Regions from separate parts of the Homo sapiens genome. Here region 2 is linked to region 1. Evidence: read pairs that join two places in POLR2A ChIA-PET (ENCODE). Cell type or tissue: CD4-positive, alpha-beta T cell. All regions are shown on one strand. Region 1 overlaps UBAC2 (UBA domain containing 2). Region 2 has its middle 22 kb from the start of DOCK9-DT.

The links. ChIA-PET counts read pairs that join two places held together with the same protein. Peaks named below come from ENCODE experiments on the same cell type or tissue, not always from the same donor. Only the 100,000 strongest peaks of a DNase experiment are listed, where the experiment ranks them.
Region 2: POLR2A ChIA-PET joins it to region 1 with 7 read pairs; 2 of 35 experiments call an interaction of 5 or more read pairs at or near these places.

Annotation. Positions count from the first base shown.
Region 1 is chr13:99,235,894-99,240,893 of GRCh38, forward strand. It overlaps UBAC2 (UBA domain containing 2), which reads left to right. Exons shown (of 9, transcript NM_001144072.2): 2 at 2,534-2,661. Among named protein-coding and RNA genes, the nearest start is that of GPR18, 20 kb to the right of the region's middle. In CD4-positive, alpha-beta T cell, no CTCF peak of the experiment used is centred here; a DNase peak (open chromatin) is centred at 2,618; H3K4me3 peaks cover 1,119 bases; H3K27ac peaks cover 2,029 bases.
Region 2 is chr13:99,062,100-99,067,099 of GRCh38, forward strand. It overlaps a transcript of DOCK9 not described here. Among named protein-coding and RNA genes, the nearest start is that of DOCK9-DT, 22 kb to the right of the region's middle. RefSeq lists an enhancer at 4,664-5,000. In CD4-positive, alpha-beta T cell, no CTCF peak of the experiment used is centred here; no DNase peak of the experiment used is centred here; H3K4me3 peaks cover 457 bases.

The DNA of each region.
Region 1 (5,000 bases):
GGAGTTCAAGGCTGCAGTGAGCTGTGATCATGCTGCTGGACTCCAGCTTGGGCAATAGAGTGAGACCCTGTCTCAAAAAAAAAATTGTGCTGGTAAAACGGGTTAACCATATGCACAAAAATGAAAGACCCATATTTCTTACTATACATAAAAATCAAATCGAAATGGATTAAAGACTTAAGTCTAAGACCTGAAACTATGAAACTACTAGCAGAAAATGTTGGAGAAATGCTCCAGGACGTTGGTCTGGGCAAAGACTTTTTGTGTAAGATCTCAAAAGCACAGACAGCCAAAGGAAAAATAGACAAGTGGGATTAAATCAAACTAAAAAGCTCCAGTTGCACAGCAAAAGAAACAGTCAACAAAGAGATAACCCACAGAATGGGAGAAAATACTTGCAATACTTGCAGATTAATCCATCTGACAAGGGATTAGTAACCAGAATTTGTAAGGAGCTCAAACAACTCAATAGCAAAAACCCAAATAGTCCATTTTAAAAGTGGGCAAAAGATCTGAATAGACATTCTCAAAAGAAGACATACAAATGGCCAACAGGCATATGAAAATGTGCTCAACATTATTGATCATCAGAGAAATGCAAATCAAAACCACAATGAGATACTTCACCCGAGTTAGAATGGCTTTTATCAAAAAGACAGGAATAACAGAGGCTGGCTGCTGGGCACGGTGGCTCATGCCTGTAATCCTAGTACTTTGGGAGGCCGAGGTGGGTATCACCTGAGGTCAGGAGTTCAAGACCAGCCTGGCCAACTTGGTGAAACCCCGTCTCTACTAAAAATACAGAAATTAGCTGGGCATGGTGGTGGGTGCCTGTAATCCCAGGTACTTGGTAGGCTGAGGCAGGAGAATCACTTGAATCCGGGGGGCAGAGGTTGCAGTGAGCCGAGATGGCACCACTTCACTCCAGCCTGGGCGAAAGAGCAAAACTCTGTCTCAAAAACGGCAACAACTACCAAACAAAACAGAGGCTGGCCAGGATGTGGAGAAAGGAGAACCCTGGTACACTGTTGGTGGGAATGTAAATTAGTACAGTCACGATGGAAAACAGTATGGAGGTTCTTAAAAAAAAAAAATAAAACTACCATATGATCCACTACTGGATATATATTCAAAAGAAAGGAAATCAGTATTTCAAGGACATATCTGCACTTCCATGCTTATTGCAGCACTATTCACAATAGCCAAAATGTGGAATCAACTGAAGTGTCCATCAATGCAGATGTGAGCCATCAGGCCCGGCCTTCTTTGTTGTATACTTCCATCTTTATTGACTAGTTCCCTCTTTTGAGTTTCCAATGAATGGGAAAAAAATGGATGATAGATAAAGAAAATTTTATGCGTATATATATATATATATACACACACACACACACACACACACACAGTGGAATATTATTCAGCTATAAAAAGAATGAAATCCTGTCATTTGCAGCCACATGGATGGAACTAGAAGACATGTAAGTGAAATAAGAACAAAAAGACAAAGATTGCATGTTCTCACACGTGGAAGCTAAAATAGTGGATCTCATGAAGACAGAGAGTAGGTTGGTGGTTATCAGAGGCTGGGAAGGGTAGGAGGGAGAGGGGGATAAAAAGAGGTTGATTAATGGGTACAAATATACACTTAGAAGAAATAAGACGGTGTTCAGTAGGTCAGGAGCGTGTCTGTAGTTGACACTAATCTATCGTACGTTTCAAAATAGCTAGAAGAGAATAATTCAGCCTAAAGAAAAGAGAGATATTTAAGATAATTACCCGGGCTGGGTGCCGTGGCCCATGCCTGTAATCCCAGCACTTTGGGAGGCCAAGGCAGAAGGATCGCTTGAGCCCAGGAGTTTGAGACCAGTCTGGCCAACATGGTGAAACATGGTCTCTACTAAGAATACAAAAATTAGCCAGGCATGGTGGCACGTGCCTGTAATCCCAGCTACTCAGGAGGCTGAGGCAGGAGAATCGCTTGAACCTGGGAGGTGGAGGTTGCAGTGAGCCGAGATTGCGCCACTGCACTCCAGTTTGGGCGACAAAGTGAGACTCTCTCTGGATATGATTATATGAATGTATCAGATTATCATATGTACTCCCAAAATGTGTTCCCTAATATGTATCAATTAAAAAATGAAATTAAAAATGTATTTTTATATATGTATGAGTTTTGTGCATGCTCAGGAGCTAACTGGCTGATTTGATAGAAACACACTTCTCTATTTCTTTACACTTGGGTAGCCATTTTCTGAAAGGTGTTCTATGGAAGTTCTGGCTGTAAACTTGGTCTCATTTAAGAGCCAACTGGCAATGAAGCCCTGCTAGGGCATTCTGCTTGTTTCCAGTGTCTTTTGATCACTTACATCCCCAGGTCGATGTTTTGAAAGTGGATATTAGAACCAAATTTCAGAGTTTCTGGACTTTGTCTTCATTCTGATTTAAAAGAAGTGAATTCTCTTGCTTTTCACGCATGTGGTTTTTTAAATCTTAGGAACAATCATTCTGAAAGTGCTTTCCTTTTTCCCTCCAGACAAGGCGCCTCTGTCGAAGAGCCTTCTGCTGGTCCCCAGTGCCCTCTCCCTCCTGCTCGCCCTCCTCCTGCCTCACTGCCAGAAGCTCTTTGTGTATGACCTTCACGCAGTCAAGAACGACTTCCAGGTAAGCTCTGCCTCATTGGCCCCTGAGAGGAGAGCGGACAGTTTTTTTTTTTTCTTTCTAGATTTGCTTTTTCTTCCTGCTGTTAGTCCCTCAAAGCCCCCAATTTGTAAGAAATATTTATTATTAATATTTCATTAAGTAACTTTTCTAGTTATTGATTTTTCAGCAAAACAGATAATAATGAAGCAATGGCAGTATTTCCTTTTATTAGGCACATTTGTTTTCAGTTTCACTTTTTACTCAGAGAAGTGTAATTTATAACTTCAAGGGAATTAAAAACAATGTTTAATCTTTTTTTAATGCCCAGTAGGCATACTTAGCTTTGCCAAAACCTTGTCTCAATTTGAATATTTGATTAGAGGAGCTAGGCTCTGTCAGCTGTATCAGATTATGAATTTTTGATAACTTTTACAGTGGTGGTTAAACGAAGTAAGAAATTTCTCTTGAGTTTCTGCTGTGGGAAAGAGCAGAAGTGCTTTTCAAGGTTTCTGGACTGATCTTGTTGAAAATGCTAGTACTGGGTTCTTGTCTATGAATTGGAGTGTTCATGCAAATTCTGGTATATGACTGCTACCCTTTCTTTGCTAAGCACTTGGTTAGCCCATTTTAAGCATAATAATCCATTTCTTGAACACTGACACCTTTTCTTCATAGTGATATAATTAATACCATTGCTCAGATTGGCTTCACCAACTTACTGTGCAGGTCTTTTAGTTATTTATCCGTATTACTGATTTGTCAGAAGATAGTGTAGCTTCTGTATTATTTCAGTTGCTATAATGCAGTCCTTCTCAACCCCGGACACACATTAGAATCACCTGAAAAAACTTCAAAGATCTGTCTCCATATCTATACTTACGTGAAGGTATAATTTATACCTAGATTTATATAAACACAGTATCTCGCCCCAGAACAACTGAGTCACAGAGTCTGGTGGTGGCGCCTGGGCATTGCTGTACATTTAAAAACAACCCCTAGGGGATTCTAGTGTATGGCTGGCTTTGAGGACCACTAATGTAAGGGCCCCCGGGCCTTGGGTTGATACCTTCCTAATTTCTGGAGTTAATTTGGTTCGTTTGGCTAAGCCCACTCTGTGGGCATCTGTGCTTTAAAGGTGGTGACCTGCTTGGATGGAAGAAGACCACTCTTCTGTCCAGGAATGGGAATAGCCACATCCAGATTAACACTTAAAACACCTAAGAGGCTCTCAGTGTGTATTCATGAGAGATATGGGAGTTGCAGTTCTGCCTTGGGAAATCTAAACACACGCATACACATAAGAACGTGATCTGTAGGTCACAGGTGTACATGACATCCTTGGGGGGTGATCAAGGAAATAGGGACCAGTATTGGGGGCCTACCTCTGGAGAGTCTTAGGGGTGTGAGCCTTCAGTTTGGTCCAAAAAGAAGGGATGACTGTTAATTAGCAATGAAGAGAGGGAAGGGCATTTTACTTCAGGAAGTAACATGAATTTCAGACCCTTAGGAGTGTGGTACAGGAAGCGTGCTTTGAGGCAAACCCAGGCTTAGATTGGAGAAGTCCAGGAGGGCTCAGTTGATGAAGGGCTTTATTTTGTAAGTTCTGAACCTCCAGATTTTGGCAGTGAATGCAGAGGTACAGTCAGTTTTCTTTAGGTTGAGTTGCAGAAGCAGTGCTTTGCTGAGTGCAAGCCGGTAGCCAGTTACCAGTCTTTAGGGGACATTCACCTGTATAATAATATGCAGTGGTTTATTCTTATACCAGCTCTCATAGTTTTGTGTCCTTGAGTATGATTGCAACACATAAATTATTTAAAACTGTAGCTAGCAGCTTTATTTTCATTAACTGAAAAAATGGGGTTCTAGAAATGCAGTTTGTTATATCTTAGTAATTACAAACTCTCCATTTCCTTAATCCTCAGATTTTCTTAGTGGCTCTCAGAGCTTATCCCTGAGTAGAGTATTTTCATTGTAATATTAAATGTGGGGATAGAGGACTTGGAGCTGCCTCTTATGGTTTTTGAATCTGGTGTTCTGAGGAGATGACAGTCATCATCATCGGACATTGGTAAAGTCCTTGGCAGTTTCCTATGTGCTCTCGTGTACTGCCTCATTGATCATATTGATGGAGGTATATGCTGCCTAAAGTTTCAGTGTGACTCCGGTACTGTTTCTCCTTGAGCCCAGCTATGGCCTCAACACAGCCTTAGAGGCAGCCATCCCAGTTCAGCTGGGCTGGCAGGTGAGGTGAACTCTGGTGGCCAGTACAGTCATGACAAAGACTCTGCCTGGTGTCTTGCTTGGAGTAGAGACATATGTGACAGGTTTTGACAGTTGATATGCTCAGACTTCTCATTTGT
Region 2 (5,000 bases), 170 kb before region 1:
GAGCCCAAGTGGTCCTCCCACCTTGGTCTCTGAAAATGCTGGAATTGCAGGCATGAGCCACCATGCCCATCCCTAGTTCATTGTAAAATGTACCAAAGAAAGGTCCCCTAAGAGCATCTGACAAGCCAACTTCTTATAAATCTAACTCAGTAGGAATTGTGCCATCTTTAAGTGATTTTAAACTTAAAAATAAATAAAACTTGTATAAAGTTTACATTTACTTTTACAGTTCATTGCCCCCTCCCAAGCAAACTTCGAATGACCTCATGGGAAACCAACCAACCAAAAAACCCACCAATCTATTTCGTTTTTCTAATTTGTCATGTGTTATAGATCTCTGGTCTGACAAGTTTTTAAATCACAAAACATACACTTATGACCTCCTTGATAAGCACCATAAATAAGAGGAAAACCATTTGGATGTGGCCTGCAAAGTAACCAATTTCCTTCTCATCTCCTGGCTTTTCTTAAAGACACGGAAAGAATGAGGGGCACTTGTCTGCATTCGCTCCCGCAAGCCTTCTACAACAGGATATCGCCATCCGCTGCCTGCTTTTCTGCTTTTTGTTCACTGCTCGTAACAGGAAAACTTGCTTTCCTGCTTTCTCAATACCAAATGGGTTACTCCTGCGAGGGAAAACATCCCTTCAGAATCCACCCCAGGGCTCCACAGAAGGCAAGAGAAACAAAAGCTGCACCATTCTCTCCCCAAATATTCCATTGGCAGGCAGCCCAGGACCGCGCCAGTTCAGTGGTTTAATATCCTGTCTCTTTGGCAGAAAAGGGAGAAAGAATTATGGAGCTGCCAGCCCAGGGTCCCCGAATCTACTCTCTACTACTCTGCGGGTGTTACCATTTGCTGGGCATCCATCATGACACCATCTTTTGAAGAAAGACAAACCAGCCACTGTCAGATAAGGGACCGAATTAGGAAAAGACCCATGTGAAGGTTCACGACTCAGAATACAAGAGGTCCAGGAAAGCCAGCAACAGAAAGAATCACTCTCTATGTCAGAATATTAGAGAAGGATTTAAGAAACAAAAGAAAAGAACCAACAGGAAGGCTTGTGCAGTAAGTCTAGACAGAGGCAAGGTAGAAAAGAACAGGGACAAACGAACGATGAAAAGCAAGCCTGGGTCATACTGAAAGATGTCGTGCTCTATTCATGGCTAGTGAGCCAAAATGACACTGCTGGTGACAGCCCTACGGCCCTACCCAGACTGTGGGGAACCCTTCCCAGCCTAGAAGGCCTCACCGAGCAGAGAATACACACATTCCTACCAAATGCTGGGGCTAGGCCTCACCTGGGTGTGGGTACCCAGGTGTCCAAACACCTTCCTCCACCCTGCGACTCCCACAAGTCACCGGACACCATGTCATCAGGGCTCCCTTTGCCTCGGGTGAGCATCCATATGCCTCCCAACCTGACACCCCTTGGTTTCTGGGGCCCAAACCAACCACTTCAACTGGAACATCCTCCAACTACCATCTTCACATACCTACAACAGGACCTCTCAAACCATGTGTGGTGAGGGTCCTCTTTCTCCTCCAAGCCACTGGGGACCAATACTTTTATAAAATACAAATAATCTTGACAATTACTAATAAATGAAATAAAAAACAAACCCATACAAAATATAAGCCCCAAATTTTTGCTAGATTCAACAGATTTAAAGTTACCCTGTCGATTTGTTAAAAGTTTCTAAACACGAATTCTCAACTTTTTTTTTTTTCCATTCATCTTCAAGCACAACTCATCTTGTCACAGGTCAGTTATAAACAGTTGACACACCAACCTGTCCGCAGGTTTCACGCTGAGGAGCACTCCCTCCCTTCCAACATGAAATGGAGGCTCAACACTTTCATAGCCTCACCTCCTACTATGCTTCTCTATTCTGAAGCCTTCTACTAAGACCTGTAGATCTTCTTCCATTTGAGGTAAACTCTCCTTTATCCTCCACCTTTTTCTCTCATCTTCTCTCTTCACCAGCTAGCTTTCTCCTGACCCTCACAGATGTCCTGGTCAAAGATGTAAATCAAGACTTAGGAATGAGTCACTGGAACAGAGGCAGTAGCTCAACTCTCTGAAAGTGAAAGGAGAACAGCAAGTCCCCATTTTCTATGGGATGGCCACAATAGGAAGCTGAAAGAGAAAATAATGAAACAGAGAGAAGGGTGCAAAGAAAGACTTATCATTATAACTGTTGTCACTATATTGATAAATAACAGGTGGCGGTGACAGTATTTGGATATCAAAGGAAGGTGGAGTTTCAAAGAGAAGAGAGAGATCTATGGTCACATGAAGCAAAGAAATCTAAGAGGAGGAAAACTGAGAACAGTTTTCCATCTATAATTTATCAATCCATGCAGTGACTGAGCTTTTATTTGGAAATATGAAAGAAGTTCACATCTAAAAATGAACCGGGGCCCCCATTGCACATTTATTTTCTCTCACCTGGAAAAAGTAAACGTGCAAAAAGGCATAACAAAATAAATTACCTAACTTTATATCCCCTCTCTAAATAACTATTTATGAGCTTACTATTTTTAAAGGCTTCTTTCATTTTTCCCTTCAAAGGGAAGCATGGAAAGGACATTCCTGAAAACTGATATGAAGTCAAAATGTCAGCTTTGAAGACAGTGGTGGAGAAGACAGCTGGTCGGGGGCCTCATGATTAAGCACACTGATTATGACTGAGTATTTTAAAGAGGACAAGATAAATGGTTTTTAAAGCTGTCTGTTCTACCCTAAACACTCTCTAAAAAATGAAGGCCCCCTAATAGCTCACTGCTAATCCATTCCTCTGCTGGTGGTTTATAAGGGGAGATGAGATTCTCATCTGTCTGCAATGGTTTATCTGAAATTATCTGAAAGCGAAGGACCAGATAAATTCTACACTCTTCTCAAGGCCTGTGTAACGGGCTGGATGTTCTCAGGTTTCTGCATCACCACACTCCCAGCACAGTCACGCACGGCTGAAACCTAAGGCTATAGTTAATGCCTCTTGCTTCTTGACCTCACCTGGCCAGGGAGCTCCAAGCTCACTGTGTGGAGAGAGGAAGGAGGATTATTAATCAAAATTCATTGAATAAATAAATGTCCTAATCTAATCAGGTTCAAATACACATCAGCTTAGTCCCAAAATACTTCTTACACATAACTTACACATTACTTTCTGCCCTCATTACCTGCTGCCTAAATTATGGCAAAAGTCTCCTGAGTAACACCTCAACCCCCAGCTTTCTAATCCCACCCAATCCCCAGCAACTAAGCTCTGACAACACAGTCACTGTATTCCCACAGCAAAGTTCTAATCTTGAGGCCTTCCAGCTCGAAAACCCACAACAAAGCATCAAGTCAACACTCCACAGCCTGGCCTTGTCTGCCTTCCTCACTCCCTGGGTGACCAGAATCTGTGTACCTCTAACCCTCCATACATGACACCAGACGCAACTACTCACTGTTTCCCAAGTACACGCCATGATTTCCTTCCTCAAGGCCTGTGCTCCTACGGGTCCCTCTATCTAGAATAATTTGTATCTCTCACATTTCCTTCATTACCCTTTTTCTGATTCCCTCCACTGGAGGTAATCTCTCTCCTGAGACCTCTTTAACGCTTTACTTATAACTCTCCAATGATACAATCTTCTATTAGGTATACATGAAGCTCATTTTGCAATCTTCTCTCTCCTATTAGTCAGTCGGCAAGATGGGACAGGATCTGTCTCACTCATCCTGATTCCTCAAAGCACCTAGCACAGTGCTTGGCACTCAACAAATGTGTTTGGACTCAACAAATGTGTTCACTTAATTGATGCATGTACGAAATTTAAAATTTATCAGTTCAGATATATGTGGGAAACAGTTTTCAAGCATCTATAAAATACATGTGCATGCTTATTTGTTTGCCAATCAAATAAATACTTGCTCATTTCTTTACCCAGGAGATTAACATGACCCACACACGTCCTGAATGGCATAAGTAAAAAAGATAAAACTAAACAAAGATCAAGGCTAACACAAGTGTACACATCTTTATCTAAGAACCAACTTTAGTACTTTAGCATGTTTCTTGGCACTCAAAAAGTGGTGTTTTTCTAGAAACAATGATCATTAGCCCCACTGCAAATCAGCAGAATGTCACCTTGTTTCCAAAAGCCCCCAAGCTAAGTATTCAGCATCTTTTACAATCACTAAAACCCAAGGAATGGTGCCATGCAAATTTGTGTTCTATGGAGCTTAAAAAAAGACTGAATTTTCTTTTCATGCCCAGTACACACAATCATTTCAGATTATTTTTAATCTAGAACTCCACAAAAACTGGTTTCATTTTCAATTCTAAGGAAAACTGGTTTCATTTTCAATTCTATATCAACTATGATAGACAAAGAACTATAATAGCATACTATGTTACTTAATATAAATTTAATATGTTAATATACTATATTATTTAACAAGCTTAACATGGCTTCTGGAGTTAATTAAGGACATCGTCAAGATCCAACTCCTTGCATATTTTGGGGATCTTTGCACCTATGGAGCGTATTCTAAATTCCAAGAGAAATAAATCTCTTAAATGCCCTGTTTTCCCTAGTTAGCTTAAAAGGAAATTACCTGCATATAGCTACAAAATGCTAATTTTAGGAGTCCTTAGGTTGTCAATAGCTACATTACCATAAAACTAAAAAGCCTCCCATCCCATCTCTCTAGCCTGTTCCTTGGAGTCCTGACCCACAATTCTCACTGCATGTATCTCATTCATGGTAATTTCTTCTGCCACTACCCAGAATCTTTACAAGAGAAATATCCTATCACTACTCCCATGAATAACAGCCATATTAAACATCCGGTTTCTGAATCTTGCAAAAGGAGTGTAATAGATAAGTAGGTCCCAGTATGTTTCTACTACCCAGAAGGCTGACTTCAGTCTTGACACCTTCCTACAAACTCCATCTGCACCGGTCACAACCTTCCTTCTTCCTTCCAGGAGCAAAATAG